3 separate regions of the Homo sapiens genome follow, and all the other regions are linked to region 1. Evidence: read pairs that join two places in POLR2A ChIA-PET (ENCODE). Cell type or tissue: A673. All regions are shown on one strand.

What was found. Peaks named below come from ENCODE experiments on the same cell type or tissue, not always from the same donor. Only the 100,000 strongest peaks of a DNase experiment are listed, where the experiment ranks them.
Region 2: POLR2A ChIA-PET joins it to region 1 with 6 read pairs; 4 of 35 experiments call an interaction of 5 or more read pairs at or near these places.
Region 3: POLR2A ChIA-PET joins it to region 1 with 5 read pairs; 3 of 35 experiments call an interaction of 5 or more read pairs at or near these places.

The regions. Positions count from the first base shown.
Region 1 is chr7:84,040,467-84,044,466 of GRCh38, reverse strand. The region is part of intron 6 of SEMA3A (semaphorin 3A); the gene reads left to right. Among named protein-coding and RNA genes, the nearest start is that of SEMA3A, 150 kb to the left of the region's middle. In A673, no CTCF peak of the experiment used is centred here; DNase peaks (open chromatin) are centred at 2,156, 2,616 and 3,786; H3K4me3 peaks cover 604 bases; H3K27ac peaks cover 3,569 bases.
Region 2 is chr7:84,202,386-84,206,385 of GRCh38, reverse strand. It overlaps a transcript of SEMA3A not described here. Among named protein-coding and RNA genes, the nearest start is that of SEMA3A, 9.6 kb to the right of the region's middle. RefSeq lists an enhancer at 1-380. In A673, no CTCF peak of the experiment used is centred here; a DNase peak (open chromatin) is centred at 1,505.
Region 3 is chr7:84,112,368-84,116,367 of GRCh38, reverse strand. The region is part of intron 3 of SEMA3A (semaphorin 3A); the gene reads left to right. Among named protein-coding and RNA genes, the nearest start is that of SEMA3A, 80 kb to the left of the region's middle. In A673, no CTCF peak of the experiment used is centred here; a DNase peak (open chromatin) is centred at 1,667.

The DNA of each region.
Region 1 (4,000 bases):
AATGCTAATGATGCCTAACATAATTGATGATTGCATACAAACACTGTGGTAATCAAAGGGGATTAGACATGTAGTCAAATGTTCCTCTGCCACCAGGGATAGACGGGGTCTCATGGTACCTGGGTGACCATGTGAGAAATGTGATGCCTCACCAGGGAAATGAAAAGGTGCTGAGATGAAGAGAAGAGCATGTGCAGAACTCCAAAAACCCAGGGGAATATTCTAGAATATCCAATATAAATTATTAGACCTAGGATGTGTGCAGAGGCAAAATTAGTAGGAAAAAAAAACTCTCTTAACATTTCTATCTGGTTTGTTCTCAAACTGAAATATTTGTGTGGGAGGGAAAATGTTTGTTTTTCTATTTAGAAAGAAGACTTTGATCTACTAAGTACCCTAAAGGGCATAAAGGCTTTCTCTGTCCATGAGAAACAAAATCTCATTAGAAGATGGAATAACATAAAGGAGAGTATAGTATCCATTTCATTTTTATGGCCTTGGAGAAAAAAACCCATCAAGTTAAAGCTGCTTTTATGCTGCACACTCACATGTTGACAGCTGAGTCTGAAGAATTTACACTGTGGGAAAACACAGGCATTGTCCACAGCTCTGTACTTCATCTCTGAAAATGTGTAGTTCATTTGAGAATTCAGTTATCAGTCTCTCAGCACTAAACGTGAGAACTGATTTTTCCAAATTAGCACAAAGGTTACATCTGACAGGGTGCAAAAAACAGAACTGCTGCAAGATGGAAGATACAGATATGTTTGGGATAGAACCAAGGGACTCTGAATCACAAGCCTTGTGAAATTAAATACCATTACAGAATAAAATTGAAAACAATGTTTACACATTCATGCATAAAATAAATGAGTTTTGAGGCATCAGCATAGACTATACAATCATACGTGTTCCAGAATTAACACATTGCTTTGCAAAGTAGTTTTTAAAGGTCTTCAGGAATATTAAAATTAATTTCAGCATAGGACTTTATTTTTCTCAAATCAGTTCAACTCTTTTGGAAGAATCAGTTCACCTATTTTAGATGACTTTTAATTTTTGTTCCTGGTAAGGAAAAGCAAACAACCAAACAGTTCTCTAAAATTGTAACTTGAAATATCTTGATTTTTTAAAATGGAGTTTCACTACTTTCATAATTAGAAAATTTATATGATAATGCCAATAAATGTTTAAATTCAGTTTTAGCAGGAAAATTTAGGAATGAATAACACTTTCAGATTAAGAAACTTCAGACAATGGAGTCTGTTGTGTATTTTACATTTTAACATGTAATAACGTTCTTAAAACATCTTCATTAGTTACGATAAACCCTAATTTAGGGTTTCTAAATGTTATAACAATGTTTTATTTCAGAAAATATACTGCTAGGGGTTTGGCATGATGTACCAGTATTTTTTTCTTGTACTACATAAATTCTCTCAGTATTATATGATTTCAAATTTCAATTCCAATTTCAGCTTAATGTGGAAATAAAGTAAAATTGTTCTGTGTATATTTATAGTAAGGAAACAAATAAGTTTATGCTGCTGTTATCATAATGATATCTTAACATTTAGTATGAAAATACTACTACCTAGTTATTGTCCATATTAACCATTCATTAGAGCAGTTTATTTTTCTAGCTCACATTTATTTTTCTTATTTGATGGAGACTGTTTTCCAATATTGTTTATGTCTTGGAGTAATAGTGGGATGATACATGATTTGGAAGAAAGACTATCTTTAGAATGAGGCAGGGTTTCACTTTACTTTGGCCCTTACATTAATAAAATGAACAGAGGTACTACCTATCTCCTATAGTTGTTGTGGAAAAACGACCACATATTAATGTATAAAAAACACTGAGCAAGTTCTTGGTATGTAGTAAGCACTTAATAAATGCTAATTATCTGAGTATCCTTTATCCCACTTCTGTTGGGTGGAGCACGCTTAGGAAGCTTGGCCTGACTCACTCTGTGAGTGATTATATTTGAGTCAGGGTGAAAGGGCAGCCAGAGTCGGGTTTAATATATGAAACCACATGGATCCCAAGGCCTGGGGAACACAAACAGACCTAATTACAATGCCTGGAGTGTGACGCCTTCCCACTCATTTCAGGAAGACCTGTTTTCTTTTAGTGGAATTTCCTAAAAGGATCGTGCCTGTAGATAGACTAACTCACTTGCTCTTTTTCTGTAATTGAAATGGTATGCAAGTCATCACTTCACTTCCTCTCACTTGTAATATTCATACCCTGATGGCCTGCCCTTATTGGAATCAGCGTAGCTTCCTCTGTGGTCATGTACTAGGATATTTCGTACTCTCTTAAGATTCAAATTTCTCCACAACATGCGCTTTTAGAAAACTAGACCCAGTGATGAAACATATGACTGCAAATAAACTATGAATACGCAAGTTAACATTACACGTTACCAGATACCCAATCTCAAATCACTTGTACACTTGTACAGCTCTTTTAATACACTATTTCGATCTTACTATCTTTGGAGACATAAAAAACGTCAGAGTATCCAATTGCATTTTCTTTAATAACTAAAACAGATCATCTAGTTTTGCATAAAGTCAGACTTAACGATGATGTCATTTTTGATTATTTCTTTGGCTTAAGCAAGTTATAGTATTTTGCTGACCTTTGGGGAAAAAGCCCTCTATAAGCCTGTTTTATGGTTATTTGAGCAGATGAGTGTTAGAGAAGCTGAGTGATCATTCAGTTAAAACAACAGCAACAACAAAGGTCCTCTTAGTTTTTATAGTCAATGAAAGAAGAAAACAAGAATGCAGTATTTTAAAACGTTTGAATTATGTATTCTATGAGTAAGTAGTGTATGCATTAGCTAGCAATTCTGGAGTATCAATGTATAAAGTCACAGAAATAAAATGAGAATACTTAAGGTATTTTCTTGAAATTATGCTGAAAATTCAAATATGCAAACTTTAGAATAATAGTTATGTCTATACCTAAACACAACTTAGTAGTTTTGTTTCCTCAAGAATCTATTACTCAGAAACATTTTCGTCCCAACAAATAATGCACAGCCATTATAAATGTATCTTTTTAAACAATAAATATACACCATGAAATTATTCTACTCTCTAAATAATAATACATTTAATCAAATCACTAAATACATCTTTTTTTCATAAAGAACTAAAAGTTACCAAAATATACCATCACTTGATATCCTTTATCAAGGACATACTTTCTCTGTCACTTTTTGTCTAAGGAACATAAAGACTTTTAGCAAGTTTTTTGAAATTACTAATAAGGAAATATGAATAAAGCTTTGGAATAAAAATTAACTCATTAATGGCAATATATTTGAAAACTGGTTTTATTTTTTCCGGGCTTCTAAGAAAAGTGACCTGAATAAAATTGTTCACATTTTCCATTTGAATTTTTTTAATGTTGGGCTAAAACATACAACTCTCAGATGTGGCATATAGGCAGAAAATTTTGAATTTCTTACTTTGAAATTAACAGTTGATGAGAGTAGGAATCTAAGATTTAGAAGTATTATTATATTTTCTCAAGGTAATCCTGCTTTTTAAATGAAAGTTGATCAAAAAATGAGACAATATATTGGACAATTCTTTATATCAAAGGCAGCTTCCTTTTTCCTCTTGTTTTTTACATTTTTTTCTCTCTTGTCTCACCATCAGTTTAATGAATACACAGCCTGTCTATACCAATTTCCTCTTCTAGAGTCACTACATTCAAAGCTTGGTGGGTCTCAATAGGGATTTACTGCTGACTGGGTAATCTGGGTTCCTGTGTGCAGTGACATCAAGCAAGAGATTTACCAAGAGAAGTGGATGCCATGACAATGCATGTAACCATGGTGTGACCGGCCTCCCTGACATGGCTCTCAAAAGCTTTCCCTCTGTGAAAACAGAAGCCTGTTTGCAAATTAATTAGTTTCTGGCGGCAGCTTGATTGTTGACCCAGAGTTTGTAGAGTGGAAAAACAATCAGATTAGTG
Region 2 (4,000 bases), 160 kb before region 1:
ATGCCACTGCACTCCAGCCTGGGCGACAGAGCCAGATTCTGTCTCAAAAAAAAAAAAAAAAAAAATGCCATCTTGGTTTCTACAATAAACTAAGATTTTAAAAATTCACCAGAGTAAAATTGGCTTATTTTACTTTCTTTCTTAATGCTTTTAAAGTATATATTTATTATGGAGGTATTAACATTTAAATAAATCAGAATGGGAAGAATGCCATAGTGTCAATCATGTAATTTTTATGAAATTATTCTGAAATTGTATGAGGGAAAGGCAATATGATCTAGCTGCTGGGGTTGCAAACAGCCCGTCACTGTTAGATAGCTGAAGTGCCACATCCTGCATCTTGTTAAATGTAACTCAATCATCTCTATTTCTAAAAGAAGGGTCTTTATTTTCATCCTGGCACTCTAGTTTTAAAGTAGACTGAAGCCTAAGTTTGTTTAAAGCTACAACATGCTTATTCATATAAAATAATTAGTGACATTCGAACCACTTTCTGATAGACTCAGTTTAGTAAGAGACTAAGTGGCTTTCCACATTTATTGAATTCACATTTGAAAGTACTGTTGAATACATTTGAAACAGTATTTTTGAGGGACTACAATAGGAATGAACTTTCAAAATTCTGGATAGTGTTATAAAACATGATTCTTTAAAGTCTACTGAATATATCACACTACTTATAGCTAATAAATCTAGGAATTTTGCCATGGATTGACACTTATGCATAGGAATTGTAATTCTATTCAGATTGTGGCAATTATATTTTCATGCTTAACTTTATACTGTTTCTAGACTTCTGGAAATTATTATGAAAAAATAAATATGGACATGAATTGTTTTATAAATTTAGATATCTGTAAGAATTCATCTTATGAATTTAAATGATATTTTTGTCAGTGTCTATTTGCAGATCTGAGAAACTGTTAAAAGATAGTTGCATAACTGTAATCATTGCCATGTTTTTGCCAAGGTATTTTAACAATGATACCAAAAGTAAAGAGAGAATGTTCCTGTTGAAACTATTATAGTAAAAATTCCACCAGAATGGAAAATTAACTTATTTACCAGCCAATCAGGATTCCCTAGTGTTCTGAAAACAGCATGAAACAAAACTTGTTGAGTAGTTAAAATAGTAAAGAGTGCTATTGACCTATGAGATGTAATGACTTGAAATATAAATAGTAGCAGGAGATATTCCCATAATAATTGTACAGGTGTTTCACCTGTTGACCTTAACTTCTCTGCTTCCTAAAGTTAACTATGACACTTATCTGGGAAAATAATTTGCTCTGAAATGTAAATACTCACTAACTCATGCAGTTTGTGACTTAGGTTATTAAAACTCACTCACATGTTGAGGATTTAGTACTAGTAATGGGTCTTCTAATAATTTAAGGCTTGATTTACCATAAAAGATACGATTCTTTCTGTGCAAGCCACAAAAGATGGAGGATCTCAAATGCACATCTGGCCAAGTGAGTCACCAGCAATTTGTGAAGTGGTGAAACGTTGCTCTCTTTCAATTTGCAGCTGCCTACAGTTGCAGGGCTGATTAGCAAAGGCAACCTCATACTTGTTAGTCTAAGTCATGGTTTCTCTGCTTACTACTGCCCTCTCCAATCTTCACATTTTAATACACATGATCTGATTCTTCATGGTCAAACCTACTGCGTTTGATATATAAATTTAGCACATTTAAAATGTATCATGTAATACTTAAAGGGCAACTTTTCAAACCATAAAATTAATAAGAGCCTAGATCCTCCTCTCTTTCATTTAGCCTTTGTGGTACCTATGGCAAGTGATTCTCAAGAAGTTGCCTCCTGTTTCTCCTAAAGGGCATTTCGGAGTCACTAATTTTTCTCCCCAGTATCTACATGATATTCTCATGCCCCATGTTCAATTCTGATGCCCAGAAGCTTACCCAAACTCTTTGACTGCAAAATCCGACTCCACAGTGTCAGGGAATGTGGGATCCTCGATGTCCTTGTATTTGGCAATAAAAAAATATATCCCATTTGACAGCCATGATGGGAAAAGGGGGTGATCAACTGCTTTCTAGACAAATAAACTGACATTTATATTATATTGCTACAAATTATGATCTTATGACTTAAATCCAGATGTTCTGTCTTATATAATACATGAATTTTCACAATTGTGGTGCTTTATTTCTTGAGAGTTTCACAGCCATCGTTCTTAATTTTTAAATTAAAAAAATAGAATATTACCATTGGGAGACACTACACATTTAGAAACACTGTAGAATACTCATTTTGATTATTATCTATATGAGTAACATACTGTGATAGTCCGCCGGCTATAGTAAATCTGAAGAGGAGTCTTTAATCTCAAAAGAGATATATAATTGTATAAAAGTTAATAACAATGAAATTTCCTATGTTTTGAAGGAGAAACTAAACATATTTTGTTTTGTGAACTATAATGTAGTTATTTTAGCAGCATTTTAGAATTCTCTCTAATGCCATGGCCTACACTCCAATACATGCTTAACATAAAAGCATGAACAACTAGTGCAATTATATCTACAAAGAGGCCAGGTGTTGTGGCTCACTCCTGTAATCCCAGCACTTTGGGAGGCTGGGGCGGTTGGATCACCTGCGGTCAGGAGTTCGAGACCAGACTGACTAACTTAGTGAACCCCCTCCCTACTAAAATTTAAAAAATTAGTTAGGTGTGGTGGCACACACCTGTAATCCCTGCTACTTGGGAGGCTGAGGCAGGAGAATTGCCTAAACCTGGGAGACAGAGGTTGCAGTGAGCCGAGATTGTGTCATTGCACTCCAGCCTGGGCAACAAGAGTGAAACTCTATCTCAGAAAAAAAAAAAAAAAAAAAATATATATATATATATATATATATACACACACACAAAGAAATACTTTCTACAAAACTGTTAAAACTAGGAGATTTCTGAACATAATATTTTAATTAGTATACATTTCCCTTGACTAATTAATTAATCCATTAATTAATAGGATAGGCTTTATTCTGTGCCAAATTCTATGCTGAGCATTAAAAATAAAATAAGAAAAAAAAAGGCTTCTCTTCCCTTTGAATTTAGAGTCCACTGAGGAAATGTGATACAAAGCAATAGGAACTATAATAGATAAATGCACTCAACACCGTAGAAACATAGGAAGAAGGAGCTCCTAGAATACTTGCAAAATATTGTGATGTATTATGCAAGGCTTTTTCAAAAATATATAAAGTAATCCTATATACTGAGTCCCTAATGCAAAATCTTATATCCTGAGTCCCTAATGCAAACTGTAGGCAGATTAGCTTTAGGGGAATACAATAGCCCTTAATCATGAGTAATCCAACAAAATATGTAGACAATCTGTCATCAGCTAGAGTCTTCTAGAAGAATAGAGAAGATATTACTAGAAGGGATGAAAAACAACACAGGAATTAATGAAATGAGTATAACAGTATAGATGTATTAAAAAATTAAGCACATTATGCCAAAATAGATACAGAAAGATTTATAGATGGTTTATATAACTTGGGGCAGGGAAAAAAGAGATAAATTGGCATTAGGACATTCATGACTAGGAATATACATCTGTATCCTAAAAAAATAACCTGTGATTAGTTTTGTAAGTCACAAAGACTGGCGCCTAAACATATCTCAAAATTTTGTTGAATGAATGGATAAATATAAAGGAAACAATGCAAGGTATGTGATAAGTAAAATGTTTTCAATGGTTACCAGTTTTGAGGGTAGAGAAAGAGTATATTTGAAATTATTTCTCTGGAAACAAATTAAGTGCGCTGGATTGCACACTGTGGCAAGCACCTACCAAGTCATGTCAACAGCCCAAGAAAGAGACTACCACATTAACTTGGTTTGTTCAATTTCAGTTTTCCTATTTCCATAAGTGATTGCAATTTTGATTTAACAGAATAGAAAGAGGCTTCACAGCATCAGTAAATGTGCAGTGAATATTTAATAGATGAAATTAGACCACTAAAAT
Region 3 (4,000 bases), 72 kb before region 1:
TAAACTTGGTCATGAAAAAAAGAAAGAAAAGGAAAAGAGTATACGTGTGAAATATGCCACAGGCACTTGCATTTGAATAAGTGATACATCAGTGTCTATGTCACAAACACTAAACTTGATTAGGGTCTTCAATTATTATAAGATGTATTAAGATAATATTTTATATTATAACTATAAAACAGACTTCAGTACTTTGGACATTAAAGACTCCAACAAAAATTAATTTTTGATATTAGGCAAGATGGGGTAGAAAGGAGGTAGATGTGAATGAAATCAAGCATTCCTCTAAAATATGGGCTCAGTTTTTCTGTCTTTCCCTAAGGCTACATCTCACATGCAATTAAAGATGCAGTTCATCTCTCTTTTATGTGTAATGATTTCTGTTATGGTAAAGGCATGTATGTTAGAATTAAATATGCCAAATAATTTTGTCCACAATAAATTCCTTTACATTGTAACTCTCCTTACTTCATGTAAACCAATGACTTGGTTGCATTAAGGCATGAACACTAAATATTCAGCACCTTGCATAAAATTGGAAACCACAGAATATCATTTTTGAAATCAGGGTGAGGATTGTGAGTACTTCATAATTTTCCTGGTTCGGTAGGAAACATATTTATGTAGATTTCCCAGAATATTTTTAATTGTCTGCATTTATTGCAATATGAGGTGAAGAAAGGTTATGCTAGGTACATATAATGGACCACAATCAAATCATGCAAATGAATGGCACACATCCTGATGAATCAGAGTGATAGTATAATATAAAAGAAAACATAAGCCTAAAAATAGATATCATAAGCTTCTATGGTCCACACAGAATTTCAAAGTGAATTTTTTGAACTCCTTTAAATAAAAGAAAATCACAGCAGTCAGCTTTTGCTAATAGCATGGTCTATAGTGCCTAGTGTATAATCATTTTGAACATGTTTGAAGGTTTCAAGTAATTTGAAAGAAAAATGTTTATAGAGTCTTGAACAATATTTCTAGGACTTCAAAACAAATAGTCAATCTGGAGGGGAAAGAGCAGTCAAATTGGGCACTTAACTGAAATGAGCATTTAAGTAAAATAATTTGGGAGCCTTGTACAGAGAGTCTTCATTTAGTTTAATCATATAATTCAAGCCACTTTAAAAGTTGTTTTTCAGTTATCATAGGTTTAATGGTGATATAGTTCAATTATTATGAATATGCCTACATACCAAAATAACTGGCTATATATAATGGTAACTTTGTTGTGTTAGTTGAGTCAGTATTATTTCAAATCTCTAAAAAATATAAAAGCATTGATGTGGAAAGTTCAGTTCATTTTATTATGGCATATTCTAAATACTGAAGGTAAAAATGCCTCCCAAAATGGACAGAACTGCCTATTCATCACTTAAAAAGATGAGTGTTAAAAAATTCCAAGTCACAAATTCAACATTAGAAGGCTAATATTATAATTATAACATGGTTTATATTTTAGTTTTATTAGATAAGCCTCTTTGGAGAAGAGATTTCTAACCTCCTTTAGTGAATAGTGAAGTATTAAACACAATTATGGATGATCGGATTACAGCTGTAATAGCACAATGTTAAAAGAAAAAAAAAGACTAAACATTATTGCCAGATAAGTGTGGAAAAGCTTAAATAGAGGAAGGGATAAAGTGAGTGACAGGAACAATCTCACGGATTACTGCTTTGGCACGAAGATTCCAGTATTCAGCTAGCTTGCCAGATAAATTGACCAGAGAAAAAGAAAGTCAACAGATTAACTTCAGGAATTAAGCTTATTAATGGGTTTTCAGGCAGAAATGTATCCACCCATCATGATAGGAAAAGGTTTCCTTTGCTTTCCCAGCTGCTAGATTATGCACCAAAATATTTCTACACAAACTATCGATGGGATAGAAGCATTTTTTTTCTTCTTTTTACAGGAATTCTCACTGACCTGAGTCAATGTTATATGCTACCCATTCATTTTGGACTGATTTATAGTTGAGCCAGAACAAGTTGTTTGATTTAATCATGAACTGAATATATTTGAATAGAGATTGTTCACGTTCACAAGTCTTCTCTTCTTTTCTCTTCGCTTACTTAGAGTAAAATTTAACTGCTCCATCCAGAATTTAAGAACATGCAAGGAGGTAATTGGAATTGGAGGTAAATCATATTCTTTTGTAGAAAGTATAATTATCGGAAGTTAGTTAAAAACACCTCAATTCTGTTTAATTTTCATGCATGGAGCAGTTGTTTTGACAGATGGATGGACTTTATTTTTGTAACCGTCCAGGAAAAGTCTGCGTAACACAGTCTAATCAGTGCTTCATATCTGCAATGTTTGTTTTTGAATCACTGTGCTTTTGGCTCCTGTATCTTTTTCTAGGGGTAGACATTTTCTTCTAAATTTATTTCTCCAGGTAATATCTTTATACATAATTCCTCTATCCATTTGATCTGAAAAGACAAGAGGCCCTTAAAAAAATAAGGGTAAGTGGTTTGTCACTAAGGGTGATGAATCATTACTCCTCAGGTGTGGCCTTGGATTTTACTGGTTTATAACTGCCCTTACTTTTATTTCTAGCTAACAATCTATAACACTGTTGCTCTGGGGAACATTTCAGTAAAATAAGAGGTCAATATGGTTGCCTGACTCTTGGGAAGCCAACTGCCAACTTGTTGCTAAACTTGTCTGTGTTCATCAACTTAAATTCCAAAAAGGATCAAGGTTTGAAAAATGAATTCATTTTGAACTGATTCCACTCTCTTTATTACATTGTAAATCCTCCAGTGCTGAGCAAAGCAGTGCAGTAGTTTAAGGCCAAAAAGTACATTACATTCTGAGTTTTAAGAATCGTCATGGTTCAAGAAAAGGTCAGAAACACTCTTCTTCTGTCTCCCTAGAGCAGAAATGTGTGAAGTGTGTTTCCTTTTTCTGCCACACTTCCTTCTTTTTTAGAGGAATGTCCAAGCTGCTTCCAAATAAAATGAATATCCTGTTTTGGAACACTCGAAAACCTTGGCAGCAACAAGCTAGAGAATGAAGGCAAATGAATGACAGGATTGATACTCTTTTATGTAGGTTTTCTGTTAAGAACAAATCCTTACTAACAATGTCTCTGTCAAATTTTTGCTTCTTCTCTGTCCAGTTCTTTTAATGCACTTTCCTCCTCCATTGTTTTCGATGAGTCTCCTCTCAACTATTTTTAACCAAATTTGAAAGTATTTCCTTCCATTCCTTTGTTTCATTTCAAGCATCTTTATATCCTCTAAGCCCAAGAAATTTCTCTCCCTTCTATTTGCATCAACCTTCACTTCCAAAATAATATTGAGCTTGCCCCCAGGGCATGGTAACAGTACAACCTGCTGCCAACTGGGAGAGTTCAGTGGGGAAATGAAGGGAATCATTCCAGGCCTTAGGCCAATAGGGTGAGTCTAGTTGCTTTGTAACACAGACAGATTCCCGTTATCAGCACTCTAGGTAGAACCCTTTGCCAGGTTTCACAGCTTTGGTCCTGTGATTGATTTTGTTCCAACAGCTCTGTAGGGGAATTGTTGTCATATTATAGTGGTTCCTCTTTAGTAGTTAATAGAGAACAAATTAAAATTATGATATTCAGTGGAGCCCAATTTCATAGTTAGCAAGAACCTTGAGAGTTTTTCAGTCATTAATTACAATCTGCTAGTTTCCTTGGAAGGACAGATGTAGTCACTATAAATTGCTAGTCAGTTATTCAATCTATAAGAGATAAAGAGCCCACAAATTCTGGGACATTATGATTCATAACAGTTGCAGAGGTGACATGAACCTTTGTTTTGTTCACAAGTCTTCTTACTGGTAAAATATGTTTTTCCTTTTTTATTAGGGAGAAGTAAGTTCACTGTCATATTTCTAAGGAGGCACTTAGGTGATACTGACAGGACTGAAAAATTGGGGTTTGTGGAAAAAATTGCATGCATATCTTTAAAGGCATGGCATGCAGACTGAAATCTTGTTCTTTTCTAGAATGAAAAA